Regions from separate parts of the Homo sapiens genome. Here region 2 is linked to region 1. Evidence: chromatin loops called from intact Hi-C (ENCODE). Cell type or tissue: A673. All regions are shown on one strand. Each heading gives the region's core, and the rest is flanking DNA. Links, peaks and the distances in the headings are about the cores only. Region 1 overlaps SOX2 (SRY-box transcription factor 2). Region 2 has its middle 170 kb from the start of LINC01206.

Region 1 (5,387 bases), core at 151-5,150:
AAGCTCCTTCCACAGCTTTTCTTACTCTAGAACTCCGGAAACTATGTCCTTTTGGACTGTATCCATATTTTCACAGTAAAGGTCAGAGTTTCTCCCCCTTCTTCCTTCTTTGAGGGATTCACCTCATAGGTGAAGTCCTTAGGAAATCCATCCAGCCCTCTTCCAATTTAGGTCACAAAAAGAAAGCAAAGCAAAAAAATAAATTAACCCCTATCTCCAACCCTACTTGCTGCCCGAAAAGCAACTCTAGCTTGGAGAGCAAGAAAATGCAGCAGAAAAAAAAAACAGAGAATGAGATGCAAATTATTTTAAGGGAATAATGTGGGTGTGTGGGGTGGGGGTTGTCCGTTGGGGAATGTGAACTGAAGTCTCTGCTAAAGCTCATGGCAAAGGAAACTCCTTCCACAAAGAAAAATATGAGGATCTGTTTTTCAAAATTCTCCAAGATCAATAAATGAAACTGGGGTGAGGTGATGAAAAGTTCTCTTAATTATAACAGATAAATAAATAAATAAATAAATGAGCAGCGTCAATCAGCAGGCGATCAAACCATAGTCAAACTTCAATCTCAGAGCAGTTAGCTATAAACTGTTAGCAGTTGAAAAGTAAACCTCATGCACACAAAGGCACTGTTTAATTTTCATCTTGTAATGGTTCTAAATGAAGACCCCATCACTATGCAGTTAAGCGGTATTTCTTGTCCCCCTGAGGCGCTGATCAGTTCTTTTTAATGTGAGAAAACTGGCAGCTCAAAACCCGTCAATGGAGCTCCCACAACAAAAGTTCTGAAAAGCTGAATGAATTGGGTTTGTAATTACTGTTCCCACCGCCACCCCCCCCACCATTGCAGCTTATCTCTTATTCATTCAATTTATATTATTGTCGAGGAATCTTACCCTCAAAATCATTCCCTTACCATTTTACCTAGGGCCACAGAGGAACCTATGACATGGCAGAAATGGAACACTGGCCCCCCTACTGCACCTTGCAGTGTTCAGACCAATAGGTGGGGAGAGAAGGAGGAACTACCTTGTACCCCAATTTACTCGAGACTACTAGAACTAAGGGTACTCAGCTTATGGAACCTTCCACTTTCAAACTTGCATTTTATTGGCAAACAGGAATGTGTATCCTGTCTAAATTCAGGGCCTCTCTGAGTCTCTGAAATCCTGTGACATCTCTACTTAGAAAAGGCAAAGGTTGTAAATGAGCACCCTCCCCTTTTGCCCCATATTGCAAATCCCTAAAAGACCTTGCCACACATGATGAGGATATTAAGATAAATTACTGTATTCTGTTTTTTTTCTTTTAAACCGAAAAAAACAGCCAGTGAAACAGAAAAAGAGACTATAATTCTGTGCCCCCCACCCCCCACCAGCCCAGGGAAAGGTTTTATGAAAAAGTCAGCTTTAGAATGCCAGGGCTCCGTGTGTATTTCAATCCAAGGTATTGCTGATGGAGAAGATTCTCCTGAGATTTTCCTACTGTAAGAATGTGTCGATTTCTAGAAATAAGTACAGCTATTACCACCAAATCTACTAGCAGTCTAAATAATTAATTGAAGCATTGCTCTTTGACCCTTGAAAAGTCCAGTAGGGACACGTTTATAGCAATAATACCTCCGAATGAGCCCTTGTCAAATATTCATTTAGTGGTTAATGTGAGCCATTTTCCCCTGGGATGGTCTGTAATACCAGCTTCCCAGCATTGGCAAGAAACCTTGCTAATCTACTACAGCTCAGCAAAATATTTTAACGCTCTTTATTTAAAGTATGTGGTGGGGGGGGGGTGGGTGGTTTGGGGAGAGAAAAAAATTTCAGAAAGAACAGACTGTACTCTCATCCTTTTGCACATTTCTATTCTGTGTATATAGTTAACAAAACATTTAAATTCACCCTATTTGACTGGAAATTGAGTGGTTTCATTGAGCAGAATAATATCCCGAGGAAAAGAACTAAACAACAACTATCTTCAGCACCATGAGATAACCATCTCTGGGCAAGTTTATGGGTTTACTCTCCTTGAAAATCACATTATTATTAAAATATTATATGTTCGATATTAATCTAGCCATGAAATTACATATCTCAGGTAACCATTTAATTTAATCAAATGAATGATCGTACAAGATATATATCATTTCCCTCAGATGTAGTTATCAAAAGCATTTATATTTGCAAACAAAATATTTTGACTTTCATTTTTCAACTATTTGGCTCGGCGATATGAAGGGGTAGAAGGGGGAACGGGAGTTCTCTTGTTTTATGCAGATAGTGACAATTATTCAAAGCTAGTTCTACTTCCCAAAATATTGTGCTCCCTTTCCTTTTGCTAAATATTTGAACCTGACCATTTTGCCAGAAAGTTGCTGACCCTGTGGGCTTTTTTTTAAAAAATGAGAGGTGAGTGCAGTGCAATTACTGTAAACCTCTATACATATTTCTAATATATTTCTATTTTCAAAATATATATAATCTATATATTTGACTGCCTCAAATTCCGGGAATATCCTCCCCACTCCCCCAGGATGATCATTTGGATCTTTATTCAAAGTTTCTTTTATTCGTATGTGTGAGCAAGAACTGGCGAATGTGCTCATTACCACGTGAATAATCCGTATATGCATTACAATGGCTGGCCAGGCTAGGGGAAATTCTTTTAGAGTCTCTGCATTAATTAGGGGGGAAAATGCCTTGCTTAGAATTGGGAACTGGAATAATAATTGTCCCTTCCCAGTACAATGTTATCCTAAAAATGAGGATTAAAAAAGTAATAAATAAAAACCAGTACATATCTAAAACAAAGCAATCTAGAAAAAAATAGAAAGTACAGAAAATATGAGATATCCTCAGTTCAGCCCAGAACTAACATTAGCAACACCATGAGAAAGAAATACTTTCTTGGAAATGAGAAGATGCAAACCAACGGGATGAGCTAACTTAGTGGCTGCAGCGGGTACTTTACTCAAGGGTGGAAGACGCTGCCGGATTCCAACTTCTCCAAAGTTGTAGCAAGTTGACACAAGCTCTTGAAATTGTGGGAAGCAAACCCGTGCTCTTAAAAGTGCCCGATTGTTGGTTCCTGGTCCCCGTGGGTGGGGGAAGACGAGCGAATCAAGTAGTAAATAAAGTAGAAAAGTCCCTGACTAGGTAACAGATTATCCGGCTGCCCCAAAGCAAGGGTGGGTGGTGATGCAGAAGCATCGCTAATTCAAAGACCATGGCGATGTCTCAACTTTTCCACTCCCACTGAGGACAACTATAGCCTTTCTTTACCTTTCCTAGGGCAAAAAAAAAAAAAAAAAAAAAAAAAAAAAAAAAAAAAAAAAAAAAAAAAACCACCACACAACAAATCCAATCTTGTTTCCCCACCCCTTTCCCCTCCCCCACTTCTCTACTACAGTAGTAAAACATTGTTAACAGATCAAAAGCATAATCATCTCCAAATGTGATTAGACCGGACAAAGTAAAATATCTACCTCAGAGTTGATTGTTTTCTTCTTTAATATGGCTGTTGCCTGGCTTCTCTTTTGCTTGTTATCAGCTGCAGAGATTATCCGATTTGGGGCTACAGGCTTGGACCCGCGCTGCCAATTTAAGAAATGGAATTCAGGGAGAGAGGGAGAGAGAGGGGAAAAAAGAAAATAAATAATAAAAAAAACTATGTTTATGATAAGCCGGGGAGTTTTGCAAGATGTTCTTTTCTTTCCCTCTCCCCGAACAGGAAAATGTAGAGGAGAAAGTTTATGAAGTCAAGGAACAAAGAAAGCAAACCACTTGTTTCCTCTCAGACAATAGCAGGGCCAGAGTAATCCAAACACCCACCCAGCAGATGAACACTTTGCATGTCTAGTTTGCAATTATTCTGATACAAGAAGCATCATTTTTCTCTATAGCCAGGTTTCAAAGGGCCATTGTGCTGTGAAGAAAATGAAAACAAAACCAGCCAACCTGGTTCTGATTTGGCTCAATATCCCATCTGCTAAACTACATGAAAAATTTCAGAATTGAATCCTTTCTGGCAACAAGTGGCATAAATCAGTTTTAAGTATAGGTCCCCATCATGCTTATTCATGCTGCTTAGAAAAGGAGGGGGCGGATTTACAATATATGTCTCTAGTTTCTATTTTAGAAATGACAGAAATTTCAATTTTTCCAGTACTTATTAATCATCCAGCCGTTTCTTTTTTGCAGTTAACATTAGCACATGATGCTGGACTAGTAATACCAAGGTTTTTGGTATTTTGCTTTCTTGGCTGAGCACAGTATTATAATTCCCCGAAAAGTTATGTATAATCACAGTGTTATCCAAATAAATGAAAGACTCAAGAATAATTTCAGTGTCCATATTTCAAAAATTTATTTATCTCAAACTGTGCATAATGGAGTAAAAACTTAAGTTGAAAATGTACCTGTTATAAGGATGATATTAGTTCAAATATATACATGGATTCTCGGCAGACTGATTCAAATAATACAGAGCCGAATCTTTTAAAATACAACTACGGAAAATAAAGGGGGGAAAACCTTAAAATATCACAATAAATTTACAGAAATATTACAAACCATAAGAAAATATTTCAAACACAGTAATTTCATGGTTTTTTTTATCTGAACAAAATGGAAAGTTGGGATCGAACAAAAGCTATTATAAATTACCAACGGTGTCAACCTGCATGGCCATTTTTGCTTTTAACAGTAAGTTATAAAATTTAGTACAGTCTAAAACTTTTGCCCTTTTTAAACAAGACCACAGAGATGGTTCGCCAGTACTTATTCTAATTTTTTCCTTTTGTACAATTTTTAAACAATTAAAATGTCCAAATTTGAATAATTTTCTTCTTTTCACGTTTGCAACTGTCCTAAATTTCAGCTGCAGAATCAAAATTCAGCAAGAAGCCTCTCCTTGAAAAATATTGGCAAATTCTCAGCTTATAAACAATGGACATTTTGATTGCCATGTTTATCTCGATAAATACTGTACAAAAGTTGCTTGCAAATATTAAAACATTTTTTTCGTCGCTTGGAGACTAGCTCTAAATATTATTGGTAAAGACTTTTGCAAACTTCCTGCAAAGCTCCTACCGTACCACTAGAACTTTTAAAAAGTTTTTCGTAGCTTTCTTTCCTCCAGATCTATACAAGGTCCATTCCCCCGCCCTCCCCACCCTCCCCAGGTTTTCTCTGTACAAAAATAGTCCCCCAAAAAGAAGTCCAGGATCTCTCTCATAAAAGTTTTCTTGTCGGCATCGCGGTTTTTGCGTGAGTGTGGATGGGATTGGTGTTCTCTTTTGCAGCTGTCATTTGCTGTGGGTGATGGGATTTTTTTTTTTCCTTTTTCTTTTTGAGCGTACCGGGTTTTCTCCATGCTGTTTCTTACTCTCCTCT
Region 2 (5,387 bases), core at 258-5,257, 410 kb before region 1:
AAGAAAGTGATTAGAAACAAAATCAAAAACAAAGCCAAGACCTAATTCTAAAATATTCTGTACCTGAAGGGAAGCTTGGTCTCTACCCAATCCCAAGGAAGGTGTGATTGGACCAAAAAAATGATCTCAGTGTTCCCAGCACCTTGCACAGTGCCTGACACTGGAGGCACAGAAGCACCCTGTAAGTTTAGGACTGAACTAATGTAATTGAAATGAATACAGGTATGCTTTGCCTGGGGAGGCCTAAATGTTTTGCTCATTTCAGCTTAAAAAGGCCAAAACAGAAACATACAAATAAAATTTGTAAATCACAAGTAACATGGTCAATGTAAACGTGTTCATTAAATCTTGAAAATAGTAGAACAAGAGAGAATCTTGGAAGTTAAGTGAGATGAATACAGACTCTGCAAAATGTCCTCTCTGCATCACTTCAGCTGTTACTAATGTAAGAAGAAAGTGATCAATTATATGGCTAAATCATTCCTAAGAGAAACTGGGCTCATTCCAATCTTTCAAATGTGTTTACTACTTCATTCAGCAAGTATTTATTGAGTGTATACTGTGCCAAACCTGTACAAATACTAGCATTGACATAGCGAACAAAAATTATAATTGCAAGTCCTTCGGTACTTGCAGCCTAGTTGACATGTGTGAGTATGTTGGGTTCACTGATACGTCCTTTGTGCCCTGGTCAGATCCTGCATCTGATGTTCAGTTGCAGCTTCTATATGTTTTTTTCTTCCCTTTTCTGCTAATTTGGAGTTAAAAAGTGGGGAACTGTTGAAGTTGAATTTGGGGTTTTAACACTTAAACAAGCAATTATCAACTATTCACAGTAGCACAGAAAAAGACCACACATTACCTGAGATCGCTCTAAGATGCAGTGGTGGAAGTATATATTAAATGTGGTGAACTGCTCTTTTTCAAGCTCTCTAATACAGTTTGTATTTTAAATATGTTCTTTAAGCCTCCACTACAGTAGGAAATGTGGGACAACAATGAAGAATATCTATATCCTTAATTGCACGTGTATTATTTACAAGGTACTATCTCAAGTGCTTTATGTTCATTATTGCTGTTAATCTTCAATATAACTCAACAAGACAGTTTTCATTATTATCCTAGTCTTGATGATGTGGAAACTGAAGCTCAAGGTGGTTCTTTAATCCAAGGTTAAACTTACCCAAGGTAAGGTAAGTATGTAAATGCTGAAGTCAGCATTTCAAACTAGTTTTGTCTGATTTCAGAGTATGTTCTCAAACAAATGCAATATTTTCTCTAAGTCCCTGCCTTCAGTGCTTTTAGTCTTCTGGGAAAGAAAGAAAAAATGTCATTTTTGGATTAGTGATAACTACCATAAGAGGAGCAGGCACTAGGTTAATAATGGGACACATGGAAAACCATTAAAGTCAATTTTGAGGGTCATAGGAGGCAACATCTAAGCTAAGCCTTGAAGGATATACAGGCATTAACCTAGTACAATGGGAAGAAGGACCATCCAAGAAGAAGAGAAAGTATGTGCAAAAGTCCAGAGGCAGGTCTGGGGAACTGCAATACAGGGGCCGTGATCATCTGTAACCATCCAGCCACCATGTAGCATAAGTTGCAAAATGCTTTCATCCAAATGACCTCACCTCTGCTGGGATGTGACATGAGGGCACATGAAGGCCCTGGTCATGCTTGTAAAATTGGATTCAATGTTGGTAGGAAACCCTATTCCCTACACTGAATCACTGCACAAGCCTGGAATTCCGGTCACCCTAGGGCGGTGCAGTCTTGGAGGAGGGCACATTAGCACATGGTCAGTGTGGGCTCAGCTGTGGTCATTCTTCTGTCTGTAACTGCCTGACAGGTGGTGATTGGCTGTTCTGTCTTTGTCACCAGATGTTGCTGAAATTCTCAGACTTTGGTTCTACATCAAAAGCCTACATTTTAATGAAGGGGAACAGATTGAGTAACCAAAAAGAGCCAGTTCTGTCTTGGCAGGCCAAAGAGTGCACAAATAGAGACTGGGAAGGCAAAGGCATGGGATTTGAGGCAAAACCATGAAGGAGATGAAGTCAAATCTTTACAGTCTACCATAAACATCTTTCTTGTGGCACTTTCCCTGGGGCCATTATTTCTGGACCTTCATTAGTTTCAAAGTAATGTGGACTCAATGTCATTGAGCAGTATAGTTTCAGGCATTCATTACTTTATCTTACAGGGAGAAATAAAAAGCCTTCAGAAACACACAGACCTGGATTCAAGCCTTAGCCCTAGGACTTACTAGCTGTGTGGCCTTGGGCAAGTTGCTTATCCTTATCTTTACAATAAGGATAATAATGTAGATTTTGAATGACCAGCTAGGGGATTAGAATGTAATGTATGTAAAGCAGCTAGTCTGGCCCTCTATAGGCATTCAATAAATGGTAATTATTATTATGGTTATATTGACATTTAAAGAATAATTTTTCCATGCCTTAACTCAAATTTTGACTAATGGTGGGAGTTGGGGGCTGCTGGAGATAGTTATTTCTGATTATTGATTATTTTCTAAATCAAACAATAGTTTAAATTCACCAGGCTCTTATCCTTTAAAGGAATTCTATAGTTAAATATCAATATTTCTGAGCCAAGAAATTTAGACACGCTATCTGATTGATATTAGTAAATTTGTGAGAAAAAGAGAAAAAAAATATTTGAAATTGGGACTGCCAAGAAAAATTTAATATATATGGTTCCCATACCTATATCCACAATTTTCAGGAAAAGAGCCCCCGGTAATTAATGATCTTTTCTAATACCTTGAAGCTTTATTGTTCCTGATTAACTAGGTACTCTAGTACTCCAGGACTAAAAACTACACTCACCAATTGGTAGAAAAGAGGGCATGCTTTTACTCCCTTAAAACTGAGTAAACCAGATATTTGTGCTTGATTTATTCAGTTATGTATCAGTGCTAAAGCAGGACATTCAAGAGAGGCACAATAATGGAAAGAGCTCTGGGCTAAGAATCAGAAGACTTGGGTTTTAATTGTGACTCAGTCCCAGCTAGCTATAAGAATATGGCAAAAAAGAGTAAAACAAAAAGGTATCACACTGTCATTGGAATGGAATAGAGCAGTGGGAGTCAGCAGGGGTCTTACCACTTAGAAACGAAATGCGATGTACCCAGCATCTGCATTTATTTATGGTTACAAGTTAAGCAACTCCGGAAGTTTAGTGAAAGCTTTTAGGCTTATCCATAAAACTCAATAATTATTTGACACTTCATTTACTTATATGTTTAAGAAAAATAACAGCTATAGAGCTTTGATCCTCAAATGTCATGTGTGATATTAATTAAACTATTTTCTTTTAATAAACATATTTTTGATATAGTAAGTATTATGAGAGAGGTGCTGTCCTGACATCCTAAATTTAGAACCCTAGAATATTACCAGAAGATTTAACAGCCGCCAACGAGAATATATCTTTCAATCTGTGTTGAAGGAATCTTGCTCAATTACATGATTCTAAATACAAAAGCACACTTTACACTAAAAAGAAATTTTTTAAGGGACATAGAAGTATTTCATTACTTAAATGAGTTTAAAGGCTTCATTTGAAGAAATATAAATCACTTACCTTATTTTAAACCATCCATGTTTCCCCTAATGGTGTTTACTAAGTCTGAAAGGCACTTATTTAAAATAAGTAGAGTAACTTGTACATTGATTAAACTGTCTATCTCTTAGGTAGATCATAGAACTGCAATTTAGCATATAGAGTTGAAGACAGCATCAATTAAAGATATAGATAGGCTGAGTCAGGTGCTCATCAGAGGAGATGGGATTAAAGATAGGTTAAAAAAAAAAAAAGAAACCCCAAAGTATGCAAAACCTAAATGCAATGATATAATGAAAGCACAAAATCAAATCAATTGAGATAAAAATGCAGCACTTACCAAGCATGATCACCTGAAAAGCGTGGCAAATTCCTGCAAATTGCAGGAATTCATATTGCAAAGTACTCAGCAATACTTCTGTGTAGTTCTATAGAAAGCCCCAAAAATCCTGCAATATCTTGCAAAGTGCTCCACAGGTATCCAATACTTTTGAACTGATATCATTCTACGTTCCTCAGTGGGTCCAAATCACGTAACCACTGGTCTTCAAGTGATGAAAAGGTAAGCCCTGGAGAAATGGAGGACTGGTTTTCAGTTTTGAGGATGGGTAGAGATCAAAAATCGACTACTCAGAGATACCCTAGATACCAAAAAATACAAAATAAAAAAAATGCTCTTTTGATTATTTTTAAAAAAGTATTTGCTTCTAAAAAGGACAGAATCCCCCAACCTCCCAACCCATATTTTAATAACCCAACAATGGAAGAGAAATATTTGACAGAGGGTGTATTGGATGTTGATGATCTCCAACTGCTTCCAAATCTGCATAAATAAAACTCCAACAAATCCCTACACAATGAACCTACTGAATGGGGCTCTATTTATCTGCCGCTGAAGGATAAAGGGCCAAGCCAATCCTATTGACAGTTAAGTCTGTAGCTTCCAACATATCACTGAGGTCACTAACCCACCACTACAGTACAGGCTGACATAAGCAGCTGATGTGCTAAACAAAAAGTAGGGCTCAAATCAATTCACTACTAAAATCCAATTTAGGAAGCTCTCAGTTTGCACAGTTTTGGTTGATCAAATTCAGAGATGGGATTAGATTCATATTTCAGTAACGAAGATCAGGGTTGGGAACTGATATATTGAAAGGTGTATTTTTCCATTTCTTCTCTGCATAAAATATTCATGGATGCCATGTTCTAAGTGTACTCTGACAGTGTAACAGCTGCCAAAATCCTGGTACCTGAGGCCACTTTTACATCAATAAATTATCGAAGGTTACATCTGTAGCAAGATAGCTTTATTTGGCTACGCAAATAATACCAAGGTACACAACACAGTTATCCCAGCTTTTGTTCCCTTGAGAGTGGACTATTGTTACACTCTGTGCTGCAAAGCATGCTGGGAAGCTCCAACCAAGATGTAAGGAGGAAAAATACTTGTCTCTGTGCTCTAATAGAAACAGTACAATATAGCTGCAAGGTCATAATTTGGAGTCAGCTATCATAAGCTGTGTGACTCAGAGAGGTGGTCACTTTCATACAAACTCAGTTTGTCCACAGTTTAAAAAGGAATGTTCCTCTACCTCCCTGCAGGGCTGTTGAGTTCAATAAATAGGCAATTTCTCTAGATGGTCTGCCACATGATGGACAGTCAGCTAATGTTATTTAAAGTGCTGCCTTCTAAGAACGCATCATATAGTACTGCAACACCAAGTATTGCATCAGTCACAAGAAGTCTTAGAGAGCTTCTCTCTTGCTTTAAGAAAATGGACTAAGTGTAGAAATAC

What was found. Peaks named below come from ENCODE experiments on the same cell type or tissue, not always from the same donor. Only the 100,000 strongest peaks of a DNase experiment are listed, where the experiment ranks them.
Region 2: a loop joins it to region 1, with 4 times the contacts of the local background. A loop is called at or near these places in 2 of 110 quality-filtered maps.

Annotation. Positions count from the first base shown.
Region 1 is chr3:181,713,384-181,718,770 of GRCh38, reverse strand. SOX2 (SRY-box transcription factor 2) reads right to left here. Exons shown (of 1, transcript NM_003106.4): 1 at 4,335-5,387. All of the region lies in intron 6 of SOX2-OT (SOX2 overlapping transcript), which reads right to left. Among named protein-coding and RNA genes, the nearest start is that of SOX2, 4.2 kb to the right of the region's middle. RefSeq lists cis regulatory regions at 2,618-2,621, 2,627-2,632 and enhancers at 2,523-2,714, 2,362-3,342, 5,005-5,387. In A673, for the core only: no CTCF peak of the experiment used is centred there; DNase peaks (open chromatin) are centred at 1,680, 2,640, 3,060, 3,460 and 2 weaker places; H3K4me3 peaks cover 4,749 bases; H3K27ac peaks cover 4,620 bases.
Region 2 is chr3:182,120,739-182,126,125 of GRCh38, reverse strand. No RefSeq gene overlaps it. Among named protein-coding and RNA genes, the nearest start is that of LINC01206, 170 kb to the right of the region's middle. RefSeq lists an enhancer at 4,264-4,765. In A673, for the core only: no CTCF peak of the experiment used is centred there; a DNase peak (open chromatin) is centred at 3,125; H3K4me3 peaks cover 363 bases; H3K27ac peaks cover 750 bases.